Regions from separate parts of the Homo sapiens genome. Here region 1 is linked to region 2. A link is an interaction called in ENCODE POLR2A ChIA-PET data of the cell type or tissue named here. Cell type or tissue: Panc1. All regions are shown on one strand. Region 1 overlaps DLEU1 (deleted in lymphocytic leukemia 1). Region 2 overlaps DLEU1 (deleted in lymphocytic leukemia 1).

What was found. ChIA-PET counts read pairs that join two places held together with the same protein. Peaks named below come from ENCODE experiments on the same cell type or tissue, not always from the same donor. Only the 100,000 strongest peaks of a DNase experiment are listed, where the experiment ranks them.
Region 1: POLR2A ChIA-PET joins it to region 2 with 5 read pairs; 2 of 35 experiments call an interaction of 5 or more read pairs at or near these places.

The regions. Positions count from the first base shown.
Region 1 is chr13:50,142,571-50,147,570 of GRCh38, forward strand. All of the region lies in intron 2 of DLEU1 (deleted in lymphocytic leukemia 1), which reads left to right. Among named protein-coding and RNA genes, the nearest start is that of DLEU2, 20 kb to the left of the region's middle. In Panc1, no CTCF peak of the experiment used is centred here; no DNase peak of the experiment used is centred here; H3K27ac peaks cover 1,164 bases.
Region 2 is chr13:50,318,106-50,323,105 of GRCh38, forward strand. The region is part of intron 2 of DLEU1 (deleted in lymphocytic leukemia 1); the gene reads left to right. Among named protein-coding and RNA genes, the nearest start is that of DLEU2, 200 kb to the left of the region's middle. In Panc1, no CTCF peak of the experiment used is centred here; a DNase peak (open chromatin) is centred at 2,288; H3K27ac peaks cover 5,000 bases.

The sequences.
Region 1 (5,000 bases), 180 kb before region 2:
CGAGGTCAGGAGTTCAAGACCAGCCTGGGCAACATAGTTAGACCCTATCTCTACAAAAACTTAAAAAAAAATGAGGTTGGGTGTGGTGGCTCACGCCTGTAACTCCAGCACTTTGGGAGGTTGAGGCGGGCGGATCACAAGGTCAGGAGATCAAGAGCATCTTGGCTAACATGGTGAAACCCAGTCTCTACTAAAAATACAAAAAATTAGCCGGGTGTGGTGGTGGGCGCCCATAATTCTAGCTGCTGGGGAGGCTGAGGCAGGAGAATGGCGTGAACCCAGGAGGCGGAGCTTGCAGTGAGCCGAGATTGCCTCACTGCACTCCAGCCTGGGCGACAGAGTAAGACTCCATCTCAAAAACAAAACAAAACAAAACAAAACAAAACAAAACAAAACAAAACAACAAAAAAGAGCTGGGCGTGGTGGTGCACACCTGTAGGCCCAGCTACTCAGGAGGCTGAGATGGGAGGATCACTAGAGCCCAAGAGTTGGAGGCTGCAATGAGCTATGATTGTGCCACTGTACTCCAGCCTGGATGACAGAGTGAGACCCTGTCTCTCTAAAATAAATAAATAAATAAATAAAAATCTGGCTATATGAGCTGGCAAGTTTGTTTATTTACTTTAAAAGTTAAACAGCAGTTAATTGTGATTTGTGGATCACTTCTTCCCCATTGATTTAATCTCTGCTTGCTTAAATAAATTAAGGTACTGTATATTCTGGATTATACTTCCTCCGCCTCAAATTTAGGAATATTGTGAAGTGAGACTATGATACTTGACTGTGGAAAGGGATATATTTGTACCCCATTACCAAGTTTTCTTCTTGGTGTCTTTCTCTAGTTCAGATGGAACTATCATTTATATCTAGGTCTGATGAAATAAAACTGAGGGAGAGGGGCTTCCAGGTCCCCATTTCTTAAAACGTCATGTTGCCTGACATGAATGAATGCATAGCCACACTCTTGTTCTCTGAATCTGTCAGTCAATTATGTGCATAGTTCGCAACTAGGACGGGATGTCCTGTGAAGAAAAGATAGGCATTAAGCCCCTGTAAGTATGAGGATTGCTTGCGACATGTCCCAAGCAATTGTAGTTCATCGCTGAGATCAAGAATGACATGTTTGGCTGGGCTCGGTGGCTCACACCTGTAATCCCAGCACTTTGGAAGGGTGAGGAGGGCAGATCACCTGAGGTCTGGAGTTCAAGACCAGTCTGGCCAACATGGTGAAACCCCATCTCTACTAAAAATACAAAAATTAGCCACACGTGGTGGCTCACTCCTGTAATCCCAGCTACTCAGGAGGCTGAGGCAGGAGAATCATTTGAACCCGGGAGGCAAAGGTTGCAGTGAACCGAGATTGCGCCATTGCACTCCAGCCTGGGTGACAGAGTGACTCCGTCTCAAAAAAAAAAAAAGAAAACATGTTTGGCTTTGTGGTACAAAGCAAAGTTTTCATTAGCAAAGGTGAAAGTGCCCAATATCCTGTTATATCAAACTCGATTGATTAATGAGAGGGATGAAGGTTATGGATGTTTTTGTTTGTTTTGGAGGGTGTGTATGTGTGTAGGGGATGTTTAATGTGAGTCAGGCAGTGTGAGAATAGTTTCTGGGGTCTGGTCCCATTGAGAACAACCTGATTCTGGTAATCTTTGAATATCATTTAACACATTACGTGGCTCTTAATAAATGGGTCTGCTTCATAGTTACAATAGAAATTGACCCCTCTGCCATGTGGTCCCCTCCTTCCCTCCATTTGGCCTTTTATCCTTGGATTTGGGTCACAACCTTTGGGGAAGGGTGGAAACAAAGCAGAACTGGCAATTATCCCAGTGATCTGGATTCTAATTAATTAAGGCCTACTTTTTTTCTCCTTTTTTGGAGAATTGTGCCTGTAGGCATTTTGTGGGAAGGATGCCTTTCTTATTGAATAACTATACCTCAAGCTTTTTTTTTTTTTTTTTTTTGGACCCAGGAAGGGATATAAAAAATAATTAGTTATGAGGGGCACCACTGAAAGTAGAAGATTTACACTCAAGCCAGGAATTTATTTGCATATCAAATAAAGGACAGAGTCATGCATGATGTCTCAGAATCTCTAGTTATCCTAATCAGTAAAGAAAATGAAACCAGATGTGTTCATTTCAGCTTTGAATTGTGTTACTATTAGAATAAAAATTAAGTTCCCTTAAGTATCCTTTTAGGTCAAATCTAATCATTTCTCTAGATATAATTCTCAGAAAAGCCAGTGGCATTTTGATAGTGGAACCTGGTATTTTGCTGGACTTAACAGTTCTCTGTGAAGCTACATACAAATTTTATCCATTGACCATTATGCTGTACATTTCTTAAAGTGCTATTTTTGTTGTGGTTTCAGTGATTCTCATCCGAAACATAGCTGCATCATGTCATGGAAAAACACTGGACTGGGAGTTAGAATCATTCTCCTCTCAGCTCTTCCATTAAATGAAAAGATTTGTGCTTTTGGAAAATCACTTTAACTCTTTGGACTTCAGTTTTGTTGGCCTGCTACATAAGGTCTCTACCATCATTGAACAGTTTAGGTCTTTATTAGAACATGCACAACATAGTGAGCTAAATTGCAAACTCATCTGTAAAAATTTGACATCTTAAGCTTCAGAGTAACCCTGCTTAGTATTTAAAAGCAAATGTCAATGTCAGAAGGTTGAAGTCCTAACAGTATTAGAAAAGCAAATGCCATCAACTTATTGAACCTACAGTTTTTAAAAATTTGTGTCTTAATAATATTTAATGTTTTTATCCGTTATACTGGTAATCCATGTTCACTGAGAAAGTTTATAAAACTCAAAAAAAATCGATCTTAATCTCACCACTCAGAACTAACTAGCAATATTTTGATGTTTCCATTCCTTTTGGTTCTCTGTATTTCTCTTATATTCTATGCCATGTATGATTTATTTTTACAAAGTTGGAATCATAGTTTTTCTATCATTTGTTTGTTTGTTTTTTGTTTGTTTTCTTTTTGTTTTTTTTTAGAGGGAGTCTCACTGCAATGCCCAGGCTGGAGTGCAATGATGTGATCTCGGCTCACTGCAACCTCTGCTTCCCAAGTTCAAACGATTCTCCTGCCTCAGCCTCCTGAGTAGCTGGGATTACAGGAGCGTGGCACCATGGCTGGCTAATTTTTGTATTTTTAGTAGAGATGGGGTTTCACCATATTGGCTAGGCTGGTCTGAAACTCCTGACCTCAAGTGATTTGTCTGCTTCAGCCTCCCAAAGTGCTCAGATTACAGGCGTGAGCCACCGCGCCCGGCTGTTTCTGTTTTTTTCACTTGGGGAAACATTGTGAGTTGCTTCCCATGTCTTTATTCCAAAAGATGGTTTTTAAAGGCTTTTAATTTTTGTTTTTGAATTACATATACTTATATATAATTATAATTATATATATGTAGTTTTATTTTATGAAGCAGAAAATTAAACTTTCTCTCTCCCTGCATTCTGCCAACCCACTCTCTCTTTCTCAGTCACATTCCCTGTAGGGAAGTCCATTTATAGTTTGAGGTATATTCTTAAGGTCCGTAATAGATGTAAGTATATACATGTAATAGATGTAAGTATATACGTGTAATAGGTGTAAGTTCATAAATGTAATAGATGTAAGTATTTAAATATGTATGTATGGCCATATGTGAGAGTTTTTTACTTAAATCAGGCCATTCCATTCACACTACTCTGCACTCTGTGATCTTTCATGCTGCATTACTGGGAGTGAGGAGGTATTTTCTAGTTAATATCTACTGCCCTAGCTAGTTCACAGTAATGGCTCCACAGTGATTCCCACTATGGATGTCTGTTTTTTTTTTTTTTTTTCTTGATGGAGTCTAGCTCTATTGCCCAGGCTGGAGTGCAGTGGTGTGATCTTGGCTCGCTGCAACCTCTGCCTCATGGGTTCAAGCGATTCTCCTGCCTCAGCCTCCTGAGCAGCTGGGATTACAGGTGCATGCCACCATGCCCGGCTAATTTTTTTGTATTTTTTAGTAGAGATGGGGTTTCACCACATTGGCCAGGCTTGTCTTGAACTCCTGACCTCATGAACCACCTGCTTCAGCCTCCCAAAGTGTTGGGATTACAGACATGAGCCACCGCACCCGACCGGATGTCTGTTTTTATTTAATCAATCACCTATTGCTGGACATTGTGGTTGGTTGAAGTTATTTTATTTTGTTTTAAAAAGGGTTGCATAATATCTTGTATCCAAATCTTTGGGTGCATCTTTGATTATTTCCCTAGGATGAAGTCCTGAGTCCACTGGGACGTACGTGTGGCTTTTGATATTGCCAGTTTCCCTACAGAAAGGTCATCCTGTTTTACATTCCTGTAAAATGTGTATGAGAGGCCCTTCTCTGACCTTTTCCCACTCTGAACTAGTCAAAACTTAAGGCACATTTTTCATCATTATTGTACCAGTTTTTATCTCAATTTGAGTCCAGGACATTCCTTTCAGAGTATGGGGAAAAAGGTCATCCAGATTCTCTGGTGCCTTGATCATCTTTGACTTTTCTAATGAGACTTTGTAAAGAATCCTGGGAAGTTATAAGTTCCACTATACGGTATTTCTATTTTTATTTGTCATGATGAACTCATAGATTAATAATTTATTCCTTTTCTTAAATTTAGAAACTAGCTGACTTAGATTTCCTCTCTTATTAAAATATAAAGTCCTTTGGGAATGGTAACATATTATCGAACGTTGTGATTTGTATTCCAGGAACTAGAGTCTGTTTTGATTGAGCGTCTAAAAATCCTTGTTAGGGAGGGAGGAGAAAAGTGCCCAAGATCAGTGGGTAGGGCCCCTGGTCCTAGGGAAAGAGTCATTGTTGATTTACCACCATTAGTAATAAGCCATTCATTAAATCCATGAAGACAAATCATGTGTTACATTTTAGTTGTAAGTTTCTTGATCTTTAGATTTTGTGACTCTGAAGATACACTTCAGTTATTGCTATGCTTTTTTTTTA
Region 2 (5,000 bases):
TAGAATCCTTGGTTCATAACACATTCTCATCATTGGTCCATTCTTGGTATTTATTTGGTTGGTAACTTTAATAAAATTAACTCACTTACTATTAATTTTTATATCCAAAGTAAACTCTGAATAGTCTTTTCTTTATTCCAAAACTGTCTGTGAGCCCATAAAAATCTCACATATTCATAGGATGAAGGTGGGATGTGGAAAGGGTCTAAAATGTGTTTTCGTGAATAAAAATGATTGTTTAGAAATAGTAGCATTTAGCCTAGTTATTAAAGACAGGACATTTGAGTAATTTAAAAAAATAGATGAAATGGAAAAACACTCACCCAATAAGGTTTCTATTGTAAAAAGGCCAAAGGGAACGACATTCAGAATAAAAAGTCTTATACTTGGAAGTGAACAGATAACTAAATTTAATGAGATGGTCTGGGACACATAGGAACCCTCAAAATGTTACTAGAAGGTTATGGTGAGCCTAGAATATTGAGGGGTGAGTTTGGGCCATCTAGGTGAAAATGTCAGCTAGACAGTCATAGATATAATACTAGCACTCTCGGGGAAATTGGAATTGAGAACACAATGTGGGAACCACCAGCTTAGAGGCAAGAGCTGAAGCTCTGAAGATAGTGAAGGCCTCCCTGGGGGAGATGGGAAGAGAGGAATGAAGGCAGAAGAAAAGTTGTTTTTCTTTCAAATCCTCTATATTTTATATTATTCCCTGCTTCCTTTTCCTCCTGCTTCCTGGGTTGGGATGGGGATATCTCCTCTTGGCTTATAAAATTATCTAGAGACCAGGAGCCACCTTGTAGAGTAGGGGTCCCCAACCTCTGGGCCATGGACCAGTACCAGTCCATGGTCTGTTAGCAACAGGGCCGCACAGCAGGAGGTGAATAGCAGGCGAGTGAGTGAAGCTTCATTTGTATTTACAACCACGCCCCATCACTCCCATTACCCTCTGAGCTCAGCCTCCTGTCAGATCAGTGGTGGCTTTAGATTCTCACAGGAGTGTGAACCCTATGGTGAATGGTGCATGCAAGGGATCTAGATTGCGTGCTCTTTATGAGAATCTAGTGCATAATGATCTGTCACTGTCTCCTATCACCCCCAGGTGGGACTGTTTAGTTGCAGGAAAACAAGCTCAGGGCTCCCATTGATTCTACATGATAAAGAGTTGTATACTTCATTATATATTACAATCTAATAATAATATAAATAAATTGCACAGTAAGTGTAATGCGCTTGTATCATCCTGAACCATCCCCCTCCACTCTGTGTCTGTGGAAAAGTTGTCCTCCATGAAACCAGTCCCTGGTATCAAAAATGTTGGGGATCACTGTTGTAGAGGACACAGAGAGGTTATTTTGAGAACCCCAAAGCTGTTACAAACACACCCAATAGACAGCACACCTATATAACTATAGGTATTCAAGGGCAGTTACTACAAGACAAGTTTTCAGGACCAACTTTTCATCTTTGAGCGGATGCACAGTCCGGACTGGTTTTCTTCCGTAAGAGAGAAAGAGGGAGAGCAAAAGTGAGAACTTTTGGGGCAGGGAGGAAAAGTCAAAGGGGGATGGTCAGGTTCAAGCATGAGGCCCTTGGAGACTGCTGGCCAGGGGTGCTGCAGAGTCACCGTTTCTATTGTGTAAACTTTCCTATGCTGACAGATTGCCTGGTGTGATAACTTCACTCTTGTGTGCAAATACTCTTCCTTAAAGACACATAGAGAAAAGCTGGCCAAGACCCAAGAAATGGCTGTAGAAAGATATTCATTCTCAGGGCATTTCTGAAAACACATTTTCTCTACATTTTCAGCTTTCAAATTGTATAAATTTTCTCTTGACTTCTGACTCAAAAATCTTCTCAAACCAGGCATGTCAGTTTCTTAATTAAAAATGGTGTCTTAGTCTGTGAGGCCTACCATAACAACATACCACAGACTGTGTGGCTTAAACCACAAAATGTATTTTCTCACAATTCTGGAGGCTCGAAGTCTAAGATTAAGGTGTCTGCAGATTTGGTTTCATCTGAGGCTTCTGTCCTTGGCTTGCAGATGGCTGCCTTCTTGTTGTGTCTTCACAGGGCCTTTTTCTCTGTGCCTGAGTATCCCTGGTATCTTTTCTTTTTGTAAGGACACCAGTCCCAATGTATTAGGGCCCATTGTTTTGATCTCTTTAACCTTATTTACCTCTTTAAAGGTCCCATCTCCAAATATAGTCACATTGGGGATTTGAGCTTCAGTATATGAATTTGTGTGTGTCTGTGAGGGGGGAAATAATTCAGTCCATAATAAATAGTAAGCTGAGATTTGTCTACTATGGACTCCCTGTCACACAGTAAGTACTTAGCAAATATTTGTAGAATGAGTCAGGCTGTGACTGGGTAACTCATTTATCAATGTGCTGCCATATTTTTTAAAGTCTCATAAACCTTAGTCAATTAAATAAATTTTTCATTTTGCAAGAGTTGGTAATGATGGCCTAGTAACTTTATAAATGGGCTAAAATCAATATACTTATCTTTAACATGAGCCCTAGAGGGTCAGATCAAGCCATAGTGCAAGACCCTAGTATAATTCCTTTCCTTTACTGAAGTGTTACGCTGGAACAACATTGCAGTGAAGGTTTAAAACTAAATATTGAAGATGAGGTGGTTTTGCAAACTTTCTGGATGATGTGTGTTAAGAGGCACAGAAGGCAAGCATCTTGCTCCCTTCTTACAAAGAAACAGAAGTGGTGAAGTAACTTGCCTAAGGTCTCATGCAGGTGAGTACCAGAACTGGGATTAGAATTCAGTCTTGTGTCACTCCAGGGTGCTGTTTTTTTTCTTTTTTTGATGTGCTTCTTGTTTAGCCCATTTAGCTAGTGAATGTGAAGATTCAAGGAGAAAAGGCTTTTCCTTCTGACATTGAAGTACCTAAACTCTTTAGAAAATCTACTCAGGTGCATTTCATAAATTGATTACAGATGAAGTCCAATAGTAACATTGTTTATATTTGTGAAATCTACCATACTTGTCAGTTTCTAGTTTACAGATTATATAAGGAAATCACTTACATCCAAAATACAATCTTTGCCAGTACACCAGCACAACCTCTTGGGAATCTTGAACTACACATATACTGAATTGATACTGCAAATCAAGTCATTTGCCCAAATGGAAGGATTTAGGGATAAATTCAGCCAACAGTTACATGCTCAGATTCAAGAATCTGAAATAACCACTATATTGTATAGCTAAAAATAAAGCAGTTTGCACAACACTTGGCATTTTCAGTTGACCTAGTCAATACTAGCTAATAATTTTTATAATTCTTGAGTGAAGTGAGTTTTTTCTTTATTTTACATGTACAACTGGAATCCTGAAAAGTTAATAGATTATCTTTTACCTAAGTGCTACAGTAGGTAAGGTAGTATTGATAGTCTTTTACTGAATCTACAAATATTTTTTTCTTGAACATGACATAATTTCTTTTAACAGTTTTATTGAGACATAACCAACAAACAATAAACTGCACATACATATAGTGTACAATTTGATGTTTTAACATATGTATATTCTTATTAAAACTACCACCACAATCAAGCTAATAAACCCACTACTCCTAAAAGTTTTCTTGGGTCCTTTTGAAATTCCTCTTTCCTAGGTAACCATTGATCTTTTTTTCTGTAACTACACATTAACTTGCATTTTCTAGGATTTTATATAAAGTGAAACATACAGCATGTAATCTTTAAAAAAATCTCTTTTCTTTCAGTCAGAATACTTACTTTGAGACTCATCAATGCTGTTGAATATATCAATAATTCACTCCTTTTTATTGTGGAGTAATATTCTATTGTATGATTATATCACAATTTCTTTATCCATTCACTTAATTATGGGCATTTGGGCTGTTTCCAGTTTTTTGCTGTTACAAAAAAAAAAACGCAGCTATGAATATTTCTGTACAAGCCTGTATATGAACATATTTATTTTCCTCTTAGGTAAAAACCTATGAGTGGAATGGCTGGAACATATGGCAGGCGCATGTGTAACATTTTTGAAATTGTCAAACTGTTTTCTAAAGTGATTGTGCCATTTTACATTCACACCAACAGTGTATGAGAGTTCCAGTTGCTTCACTTCCTTAACATCGCTGGGTGTGGTCAGTTTTCTAAATTTTAGCCATCCTAATAGATTTGACTTCATGCTTTATTGTGGTTTTCATTTGCATTTCCCCAAAGACTAATTATGTTGAACATCTTTACATGTGCTTATTTCCAATTGTCTACCTTTGGTGAGGTGTCTATTTGAATGTTTTATTTTTTTAATTGTTTTTATGTTTTCTTCTTAATGAGTTTTAAAATTTGTTCTTTGTGAGATATGTAGTTTATAAATATTTTCTCCTAGTTTTTGCTTGTCTTCTTATTCTCTTGTCAAAATTAAAAGCTTCTGCTCTTCAAAAGTCTATTGAGTTTCAAATTATCAATTTTTTTCTTTTATGGGTTGTTCATTTGGTGTTATATCTAAGAAATCTTTACCTATCCTGGGATCAGAGAGATTCTCTAACAGAAGTTTTATAATTTTAGGTTTTACATTTAGGTCTATATTTCATTTTGAATTAGTTTTTATATACAATTTAAAGTATGGATCAATGTTTATATTTTTGCATGTGGATATACAATTTTTCCAGCACAATTTATAGAAAAGCTTATTATTACTTCCCTGACTTACCTTTGTACTTCTAGCAAAAATCAATTGTTTGTATATGTGTGGACCTATTTATGGACCCTCTATTTTGCTCCACTGATCTATTTGTCTATCCTTATGCCAGTGCCACACTGTATTGATAACTGTAGTTCTATAATAAGACTTGAAATCAAGGCATGTAAGCCCTCCAGTGTTGTTCTTTTTTCAAAGTTTCTTCAGTATTCGAGGTCTTTTGCATTTCCATATGAATTTTAGAATTAAATTCTCAATTTTTATGGAAAAATTTACTTTTGACTATTGAAAAATTGAAT